2 separate regions of the Mus musculus genome follow, and region 1 is linked to region 2. The links are chromatin contacts, found by POLR2A ChIA-PET in ENCODE. All regions are on one chromosome and are shown on one strand. Each heading gives the region's core, a stretch centred on a gene start or an enhancer-like site at or near the end of the contact. The rest is flanking DNA. Distances are from core to core; before and after follow the strand shown.

What was found. ChIA-PET counts read pairs that join two places held with the same protein, here RNA polymerase II (POLR2A).
Region 1: POLR2A ChIA-PET joins it to region 2 with 16 read pairs in embryonic stem cell. The contact joins two enhancer-like sites. POLR2A ChIA-PET finds 5 or more read pairs at or near these places in 2 of 5 experiments (Patski and embryonic stem cell).

The regions. Positions count from the first base shown.
Region 1 is chrX:12,836,278-12,841,819 of GRCm38, reverse strand. No RefSeq gene overlaps it. Among named protein-coding and RNA genes, the nearest start is that of Gm14634, 77 kb to the right of the region's middle. Within about 2 kb of position 1,464, at least 1 of the 3 ENCODE cell types and tissues checked has a DNase peak (open chromatin) inside an H3K27ac peak, as active enhancers do.
Region 2 is chrX:13,205,810-13,211,308 of GRCm38, reverse strand. No RefSeq gene overlaps it. Among named protein-coding and RNA genes, the nearest start is that of 2010308F09Rik, 39 kb to the left of the region's middle. Within about 2 kb of position 3,253, at least 1 of the 3 ENCODE cell types and tissues checked has a DNase peak (open chromatin) inside an H3K27ac peak, as active enhancers do.

The DNA.
Region 1 (5,542 bases), core at 215-2,714, 370 kb after region 2:
TCTACAGAGTGAGTTCCAGGACAGCCAGAGTTACACAGAGAAACCCTGTCTCAGAAAAACCAATAATAATAATAATAATAATAATAATTGTATGTATGTGTATGACGTGTGTTCATGTTTATATGTGAGGGGACACACATATGGAGGTCAGAGGACAACTTTGGGTGACTTTCCCCCTTGTGACTTATAGTGACATTGGAAGCCTATTAAAGGAAAACTATTCTTGGTCAGGAGAATGGAATCTCTCTCTGGGTAGAGACATGGCATTGTCCCTTGAATTAATCCAGTTGGCCTGCTTATTATATAATCCAGTGCTCTGGCCAAGGACCACCCCTCAGGAAGTCGGGTTCACTGGATCTATGCTAGAGAGACAGGTGGAATAATGAGCCCTTTAATCAGCTGATGTATTTTCCCTCCCCAAAGCAGTTGCTAAGGAGCTTCCATGAAGTCTATCAAAGTATAAATTTTCCTTTTTCTTCTTCTTCCTCCTCCTCCTGTTCATGGAGCCTAGGTAAGACTGGTCTACACAGTTCCAGGAAAGGCAGGGCTACGTACAGAGACCCTGTCTCAAAGCGGGGCAGGGTCAGAAAAAGGAGTTTTAGTCAACTTGACCACCTTGGGAAAAGGGACAAAGAAATCTGTCCTCTGTTCTTGTGTCGTCATGCTTCCACTCCCATCCTCCACTGCTTCAGTCTCTCCAGCAAGGTCACCTGACAAGACAGAACCTGGTCTCCATTTCAGCTCTCAGCCTTCCCTTTTCTGAGTATGAGGTTCCTAGGGAAATTACAATGTTAAGAGTGTCTGTTGTTTCAATAGTCTGTTTGCTACAATGTCTCTTTCCAATATCCTCTTTCCTGCCTAGCAGGCTGGCTACAAATGGGTGGTGGTTAGGCGGGGTGGTGGTACGGTGGTGGTGATGGTGGGATATTCCTGGGGCACACCTTTCCTCCATTCCAAGAAACCGACCATGGTCACTAGCTGCCCATCAATTTAGTACCAGATTCTCAGACCGGACTAAGGAGATCAGTCCGTGCATTTGATTTCAGAAACCGTGAGACTGGAGGTCATCGTGCCCCTTTCACTGGAGAAATGGTGGGAAGAAAGAAACGCGTCATTACAATCGTTAAGGCTGTCTCTTTGTCCTTGGTGATACAAACTAGTTTGCTGAATTGGCTGCTGTAATGAAAAAGGGGGTGGGGGGAGAGATTGAGATTTTTCCCAAGCGTGGGAGGTAATTACTGGAGAAAGGTTGCGCGTCTGCGGCGAGCAGGTTACACCACACGAACAAGAAAAACGCGGAGCATTTTTCTAGCTAATAATGCCCATCCAAAAGCAAAGGGTGGGAGGACCCTGCGGCCCCGCAGGCCTGTGCTGCCGACAGCAAGCTGCTTGGACTGGATCCAGGATGCTGCTGGCAGCTGCCCATTGCTCACACGGAGGGGGAAGGGGTGGAGACTCAGCTGGAGCAGGAACAGGGCTGCAGCTCCTTAAACGCCCCAGCTTTTGCAGGCATTGTCATTCCAAATCCCAGCTCCCTTAGGGACTTCGTCCAAGAACTCAGGCTGGCTGTCTTTGCTATTTAGGACTAAAATAAAATTCCCTGCTTCTGTAGGATGATTTGGTAGTAGCTCTGCGTAAATCAGCTTCTAGCCCTTTAAAATTTTTTCGTTCTTTTCTTCTCTCTGGTCTGCAACAGATGCTTGAAATTCCTCTTTGGCAAAAGGAATTCTCCTTTGCAGCCTTCGCTTTTAAATGCAAATAAGGCCGTGTGGGGAAAGTGAATCGGTTTGTCTGAGGATAGCATGTGGATGCTTGCACAAACATAACACGAAATGAAAATGTTGTAAAGGGCTTTATGGGGGGGGGGTCTGCCTGCAAGACCACCACCAGTCTAGCCCGTTGGCAGAATAATTCCATTTGGTCACATGCTCACTTAGGCACTTTTTTTTTTTTAAATCACTTTCAATTATGTCTGTAAACGCCAAGTGCAGGTGCTCTCAGAGGCCAGAAGAGGGCATCAGATCTCCTTTAAGCTGGAGCTACTGGTAGTTGTTGGGGAAAGGAACTCCAGTCCTCTGTAAGAGAAGTAATATTCTTAACCACTGAACCATGTCTCCAGCCCTCCCCAAACTTTCTAATTAAGGGTTACTAAGTACAATAAGTTTGAGATAAGAACTGCCCCACCCCCTGGCATACCACACCTCCCCGTGGGCATGGGGTGGGGGGGTCCGCTCTCGAAAACACACACACACACACACACACACACACACACACACACACAGTTCCAGTCGCTGAGCCAGGCCCTGCAGGTACAAAGAGATGGTTCCTCACAGAGAGGTTCAGGGAATCAAATGTGTAAAGAGAGGGCAGTTACAGTATCAGGTTTCTGTTAGAACCATGCTGACCTGGCACATGCAGTGGAGACTGGGTTAGGTAGTCACAGAAGGCTTCTTGGAAAGGGCATGTCCTAGTGTTAGAGAAGCGATATGCTTTCTCAGTGAGAAATCAGTCCTCAAACTAGAGGTGAATGAAAGCTCTTTAGTAGCGGTTAGCCAATTGGGGTTAATGCCCAAATAAGAACTGACCCCCATCAGAAGGTTTCTATAAACTTTAGGATTATACAGTCCATGAACATTGTCATCCTTAAATCTTTTTTGAGTCCTAGCTCCAGGTTACACTTTAAACAATTTAAACACAGACAGGAGACTGTAACTTTGGTCCCTTAGGCAGGGAAGAGGTTCACACAGCAAAGATACTGCATATTGCTAGAATTATTTTTAAGTACACCAGTGGTCTTTCTTTCTTTCTTTCTTTCTTTCTTTCTTTCTTTCTTTCTTTCTTTCTTTCTTTGAATAATTGTTCCAGGTGGGTCATCTTGTTAGAGGTATTCTTTGGGAATGAGAATCAGGGATTAATGACTGGTTGTATATCAGAGGTGTCTCCTTGTTGGGAATAGGGTCTAATATCTGGAAAAAAAATTTACACCCTAGTATCCTAAATTTGTTTGTTTTTCAAGTCAGGGTTTCTCTGTGTAGCTCTGGCTGTCCTGGAACTCACTCTGTAGACCAGGCTGGCCTCGAACTCAGAAATCCTCCTGCCTGCCTCTGCCTCCCAAGTGCTGGGATTAAAGGCATGCACCACCACTGCCCAGCTCAAATCAAACTCTTGTGTGAATCTGTTTTGTGGTGTGATCTTTGCATTACCTTAGCCCTGACCTGCCAAGATACTTCTCTGCCAAAACCCTAAGAGGCCTGGTTCACATACCTCCGGTATTTTGGAGGCAGTGCTCCCTTAGCTAAATTCCATGTCTCCTAAGCAAATCTATTAACAAATTCTTTATAACACCATTTGTATTTGTTTTGAACTTTGATCTCATTAGTGTGGCAGGAGATCAAACTGGAGACTACATCAAGATTAACATAAAGGTTAATCTTAGCGCTCCAGAGGCAGAAGCAGGCTCATCTCTTATTTTGAGGCCAGCCTCTTCTACTTAGTAAGTTCAAAGCTAGCCAGGACTACATAGTAAGACCCTGCTAAAAGAGAAAGGAGTGAGGAAGAGGAGATTAACTCATAAAAGAAGCCAGTTGGGGAAAAAAAAAAGGCAGGAAACCCTTCTCTACTTCAGCTTCACACAGCTAATGAAGAATGTTTATGGCAGGTTGCAAAGAAAGACTGCAAACCTTCTAAGGGACTAGAAATTAGCCAGTCTGAGGCAGCCAGGGAGAGGAACCATGATTACATAATAAATGTGGCAAACGTCCAAGATGGCTGCCTTCTGCCTCACCCCACTGACCTGCTGGCAGCTTAAAATAAAGGCCTGGTGGGCTTTTTTTCCTCCAGCCAGTAGGGCCCCCTCCTGACAGACTTACTTGTTTAACAAGCTCAAGGCCAGATCAGCACTGTTTATATCAAAGATTTGGGCTTATCCTTTCCAATTGACCAGCAGTAAATTGGGGGGTGTGTGTGTGTGTGGGGGGGGGAGCCTTACAAGAACAAAGCAGGAAAGTCCTCCAGGAAAGACTGGACTGTGAGCGTCCAGAGGGCCCTCCCTGCTGGATTTCTTCTCTTGTCCCCAATTAAAAGCCAGTCTTCGGCAGCTCATTTTCTCAGCAGTGTTGGAGATTTTCCCTGATGCATTTGATGGTAGCTTATAGATGATTCTACTAGGTTCCTGCCAGGGACCTAGCACGTGCCACTGCCCCCTACCCCTGTGCTTCTGTTCCAGGCCCACACTCCTCTCCTCTGTCCTTCTCTGTGCCACCTCCTCTTCTCTGGCCTCATGGCTCTGCTTGCAGCTGTCGGTCTTTCCCAGGTCCTCACATCTTTCCCTTCCCCCAATAAACTCCCTTTGTACCAGCTCTGTTGCATGGGAGTCATTTCTCAGGGGCATGCCTTGGCATGGGCCTGCCAGGTACCCCTTGCCACATTATAGTTGATAACACTTGAGATTTTCCCTGACATTTGTTTAAATGACAGAGAAAACAAACCCAATCAAGATCCCTAGAGGGACCAGTCATCCCTGAGCTGGAGGAGAGAGAGGAGGAAATCCCTGGAACTCACCATCAAGTGATAGAGAAGAAAGAGTAAAACCACTGACGTTAAAAAGGAATTACTACTGGGCGGTGGTGGCGAGCATGCCTTTAATCCCAGCACTCAGGAGGCAGAGGCAGGCGGATTTCTGAGTTCGAGGCCAGCCTGGTCTACAGACTGAGTGCAGGACAGCCTGAGATACACAGAGAAACCCTATCTGGGAAAAACCAACAACAAATAGACTTGTCTTCTGCACACCCAAGGCTGACCTATTGAACCCTGCCTAAGGGGGTGTGGAGAAGCACCTCGTGTACACAAATAAAAAACCTTAGCCAGGCGCATGTTGGCGCACACCTTTAATCCCAGGAGGCAGAGGCAGGGGAATTTCTGAGTTCGAGGCCAGCCTGGTCTACAAAGTGAGTTCCAGGACAGCCAGAAACCCTGTCTTGAAAAACCAAACCAAACCAAACCAAACCAAAAAACCCAGAAGCTCTCAGTTCATTTGCTATGATGATTTGAGTCAGTGGTCTTTCTCCCCCATCTTTGAGATCACCATTTGCTTAGGAGACATTAGCTCACATATAGTAGAATTGAGCTAAGGGACAGTGCCTCCAAATTATCCCAAGGATAAGTAGTACACAAACCAGGCCTGTTAGAGACCAGGCCAGGATGGAAGCATTAGTTCACTGACCAGCCATTAGGTTCCATTTTCACAACAAAGAACATGCCCCTACCAGGCAGCTCGAGGGGGCAGTGCAGGCCTGCCTGTCTTAAAGAATCTAGTTCTGTTCTTGAGAAAAGCATGATTTTGTTAGGTGGGCAAGAGGACCTCAGGTGACAACTATTGGAAAAAGTACACTGGTGTACTTAAAATAATTCTGGCAGTATCTCCATGTGCCTTAATGGCCAGACTTGCAGTCTCCTGTCTCTGCTTAAATTATTCAAAGTATAACATGGGGCCAAAACCTAAAAGAGCTTTAAGGATGACAGCATACATGGACTACCCAAGCTT
Region 2 (5,499 bases), core at 2,004-4,503:
CAGGCCAACCTGGGCTAAGCAGCAAGATCTTTCAAGAAAAAAAATGATGTTGGAAAGATGGCTCTGCAGTAAAGGCGCTTGCTACTAAGTCTGCCGATCTCAGCTCAGTCTCCAGGCCCCAGATGCTAAAAGGGGAGAATCAACTCTCAAAAGCTGTCCCCTGTGGCACTCATAAAGGGAATCTGTTTGTTTGCTTTTGGTTTTTCCAGACAGGGTTTCTCTGTGTAGCCCTGGCTGTCCTGGAACTAACTCTCTAGACCAGGCTGTCCTTGAACTCAGAAATCTACCTGCCTCTGCCTCCTGAGTGCTGGGCCTAAAGACATGTGGCAATAAATGTAATTTTTGAAAAGAGAGAGGGTAAAACTGTTCCTCCAAATGAAAGGAAATGAGAATTAAAAAGAAAGAACAAAAGTTAAGTGTAAGCACACTGATGGGGCAGAAGGCTTGCCACAAGTTCAAGGTCAGCCAGGACTACAAGCAGGGTGGGGGGAGAACGAATTTCATCACAAAGTCAGCTGCTATTTTATCTATTGCATTGTTGAGTTCTGCCGTGTAAGACCTCTCCAAGGTAAAGAGCAAGCACACACACCTCTCTACTTACCCTAGACAGAGAACCCGTGACAGACCAATGTACTGATTGCACCAAAGTCCAGCTTGATGAACTACTGAAAATCATAGTTTTACTGGGGTTTTTAACAAGTGTATGGCAAGGGGTTACTTACAGGAGCAGGGGTGACTACAAAGCAGATGCATTCCATAAGAACCCATCCAAACACCAGTGACAAATCCTGAACCCTGAAGTCCTCTGCTTAACTGGACAGATGGACAATTGGACAGGTCTGAGAGATCTCCTTTTGGCAGCTGGTCAGTTTCCTCCCCCAGTGATTGTTGGCTGCTTCTAGCCGAAGAAAGAGAGCCTTTTAGAACCTTACATGGTTCAGGATTCAGCATGTGACGTCAGCATTTCAACTCTGTCTCCTAGGCCTCTAGGAGGGAATGTTTCCCAACCCTTTCTGATAGTTTAAGTTTTGTTTGTTTAATGTTTATGCGTATGAGTGTTTTGCGGGCATGTATGTCACCTTGTGTGTAGCTGACACCATTGGATTCCCTAAAACTGGAGTTAAAGGTGCCACATGGACCCCGAGAATCAAACCTGGATCCTCTGCAAGAGCAGGTAGTGTTCTTGCCTGCTGCACCCTTGATGAACCATCCTGCCTCCATCGTATTTATGGCTAAAACTGTTTCTCAAGGATTGGGCTATGCCCCACTTGTAACCTTTCCTTCAAATGGTTCTATACTGCTTGTTCCAGGAAACAGCAACTGTGCCTTTGTTCCAAAAAGTTATGACCATGTGACAACCCTATTTTTTTGTTTCAAAAGGTTATTATGACCACCTTGCAACCATGTCCTTGTTTCAAAAGTTGTTAAGACCAATTTCTTTTTTTTTTTTTAAGATTTATTTATTTATTTATTTATTTATTTATTTATTTATTTATTATATGTAAGTTACACTGTAGCTGTCTTCAGACATTCCAGAAGAGGGAGTCAGATCTCGTTATGGATGGTTGTGAGCCACCATGTGGTTGCTGGGATTTGAACTCTGGACCTTTGGAAGAGCAGTCGGGTGCTCTTACCCACTGAGCCATCTCACCAGCCCAAGACCAATTTCTTATGCTCTGCTCTGCTTCTGTAACCCTGCCTGTTTGCCTGTCGTATCCCCCATTTGGAAAGCCCCTACCCCTAAGCTATAAAAACATTATCTCCCTCACATCCAAGGCTGACTCCTTGAATTCCACCTTAGAGGAGGCAACCCATGTATACACATGAATTAAAAAAAAAAAAAAAGAGCTTGCAGGTTTGCAGTGGACTATGGTGGCCCCCACCTTTAATACTAGCACCCCGGTGGCAGAGACAGACAGCTCTCTGAGTTCGAGGCCAGCCTGGTCTACAGAGTGAGTTCAAAGACAGTCAGGACTGTTACAGAGAAAAACTCTTGTGTGAGTGGAGGCGGGGGTAGGGCAGGGGGTAAGCTTGCTTTAATTAATTTGACCATGATGATTTGGGCTGGTGCTCTCTATTCAAATCCTTGATGTCAACACCATTCCCACAGCCCTCTTTTCTTTGAATCTTTTGAGATGAGGTCTCACTGTGGCTGGGTGATTTGCCTCCATGTCTGTGTGCCACCTGCATGCAGATCTTGAGGAGGTCAGAAGAGGGCAGTGGATCCCCTGGAACTGGAGTTACAGATAATTGGGAGCCCACCATATGGGGACCAGGAATTGAACCCATGTCCTTTGGAGGAGCCATTAGTACTGTAAAGCACTGAGGCATCTCTCTCAGTCTCATAACTAATAGCTGGGATAACTTTTCACAGACCCTCTTTTGGCTCTGAATACTTGAAACACTGTTTCTCTTCCACCACCTACTTTCCAACTGCTGTGGCTCAGGGTGGCGTTACCAGGTGGGCAGGCAGATTATTCCTGGAAAGCATTCCTGTCCTAAGATGGCCAGTAATTCCTATATATGGAAATATAATGGTCCATTAAAGTCATTCCAACTGTATCGCCAACTCGAGTTCTCAGGATCCAGAAGTCCCTTAGCCTGTGGGAATGGGACAAAGGGAGAGTCATAGTGGGGGAGATAGCAGAGTTCTGTTTTTAAACTGGGATAGTTCAGGCTGGCATAGAACTCACAGGGAATCCCCTGTCTGTGCCCCTGTAGTGGCAGGATTACAGATATACACCAGCCACCACTTAACCAATTAAGCTCATATCATCCCCTTTCTCCAATTTTACACACATGTATGGTATGACAGTTACGTTCATTTTGGGGGATTCCAGCAAACAAGGAGCCCGATGCTTGAGCCTTAGTTCCGGCTTCGTGCTCTGGATATGTAAAAGGGTTAGGTGCTTTTTGAGTTCTGATTAACAAAGGGCAAAAAAATCGGGGGTTGGGGGACGCAGCAGAATCTAAGATGTCGTGGGTACAAAGCACTTGGATCTGCGCAACCGCCACAGTTCCCTTCCCCCACTTCCCAAGCCATTGAGCAGACGTCTCCAACCCCTCGTGGTTCATGCCACCCTGCGGCCACTAGAGGGCAGCAGAGCCTAACGTCAAGCGAGGTCTGGCACAAGAGCTGGTTTTCCAAGGGGATTTCCGAACCACACTCCCTTAGACTTCCGGTGACACCACCCATCTTTGGCAACAAAAAGTGTGCCGGCTTGGCCAGGCAGAGAGCCGCGGAGTCCTGACAGATGCTGTTCTGTTAAAGATCAGGTTGCTGGAACAGTGTGGCTTCCTCGCCACCCCTATGGACAAAGGTCCACGTGGCTGTGGGGCCAGGCCCTTAAAGGAAGTAGCACAGAGCTGGCAGGTGTCACAGCCTCTGTGTATCCATAACTAATCCTCGTCACCACTGAACCCACACAGAAACATTGTGAGACCAGAGACTCCTATGGAGATCAGGAAGAGACCCTTGCCCCAGGCCTTTGGTAGGGACTCTTAACAGAAGTAAGACCCCAGGGCGAACAAGTTGCTGTTGGCTGGGACAGGGGAGCTGCGTGAGTAGATGATGTGGGGTCAGGGCTGGAGGCATCTTACTTGTGACCAGGTGGGACCACGCCCCAGGGTGGGCACACCATCCCAGACTGCAGGTCCGATACTTCTGCCAACAGCTGGTTTCTGTGGCCGGTACTGGTTGTGGCCCAGCCTGCCTTCAGCGCCTCAGGGCCAGCAGCTTTATGATCACCAGCTGCCAAATGCCACGGGCATACCATTTAAAAGCCAGCCCCCCCCCCCCATCGCGGCCTACTCTTTCACCCTGTCTCTCTGTCTCTTGTTGTCTGGGCTAGCCCATCTCTTCCCACCCAAATAAATTCCTTTCGGGAGATCTATTGTATGATGGTATGATGGTGTAATCTTTGGGACACACTTTAGTAACCCCAACCCGCCAAGGGATTCTGCTGGTTAACCCTTACTCTGGTGATACGGGATCTAATGGGGACTCTTCGGCCATGCACTCTGCAACTGAGACACAGCCCCAGCTCTCTGAGCTGGATTATTTTGTTGTTGTTGTTGTTACTGTTTTTATTTTTATTTGTGTATGTGGGCACATAAGTACTATGTCCTAAGAGGCCACAGTCATTGTTACCCCTAGATCTAGAGTTATGCTAGTCTCCCCTCACCAAAATGTGCATTTTAAAGGTGGTTACAGGACAGTTCCAGAGATGGCTTGGTGACCTGTTAAGAGCACTGGCTGCTCTTCCAGAGAACCCGGGTTCCATTCCCAGCCCCCACATAACTACTCAAAACCGGCTGTAACTCTAGTCTTAGGGGATCCCATGTCCTCTTCTAACTCCAAGGCCATAGACACAAATGAAACATTCTTACCAAAGAAAAAAGTCATCTAAAAACAAACAAACAAACCCAAAGACTCCTGGGGTGGCAATCCTGTAATCTGTTGTTTGTGGTGCTGTTTGGTTGTGTTTTTCTCTTTTACAGGGTAGGAATGTGGGCCCTTCCCCCAGCCTTGAGTTGGCTAAACAAGTCGCCACCGCTGGAGCCAGGCGTCCTGCCCAAGCGGAAAGAGACTGCCCGCCCGCTGAGCTGCTGAGAGCTTCCTTTGCAACTCAAACCCAGCTGAAACAAAGGGGCTCCGTTTTGTGGTTTTGCCTATAGAAATGCAGAGCTGAAAAATTACAATTTGAGCCATGGTCAGAGAAACTTTGTCTTGGTTTGTTATTTCTCTCCTCCCACTTCTCTCCCATCCTAATTCCATTCCCAGCCCTCCTTCCAGGAATGCCTGGTTCTCCAAGGCCACTGGACGTGTAATCCAGACCTTTCAGGAGCAAACAGTCTCCCACAGCCCAGCTAGAGTCATTTCTTTCTTTCTTTCTTTCTTTCTTTCTTTCTTTCTTTCTTTCTTTAATTTATTTATTTATTTATTTATTTATTTATTTATTTATTTATTTATTAGGTTTTGAGTTTTGTTCTTTGTTCTGTATTGTTGTTGTCTGGTTTTGTTTTGGAGACAGGGAATCAAGTAGCCCAAGATGGCCTTGAACTCATTCCAGTCCTCTTCCCTCCACATCTCAAATTCTGAAATTACACACGTATCACACCACTCTCTCTTTCTCTTTCATCTCTCCTTCTCTCTGTGTCTCTCTGTCTGTGTGTGTCTCTCTCTCCGTGTGTGTGTGTGTGTGTGTGTGTGTGTGTCTGTGCCACAACAATCAATAAAGTTGGTCTGTTTTCTTGTAGGAGCATACATAAACTAATCCACCCCCAGGTATGTTTGTTACCGAATTTCCAGTTGCTTACCCAGAGACACTGCAGGCCTGGTGGCAGGGGGCAGGTCTGAAAGGCTGCCCTTTTGTAAAAGAAATCTTCAAGTATCTGAATCCATAATGAAAATAGCAAAGGGAGAGGGGGTCTGACCTCTGGTACTGACACAAAGGAGCACAGGTGGTACTTTTCTGAAGACCCCATGGGCATCCCAAG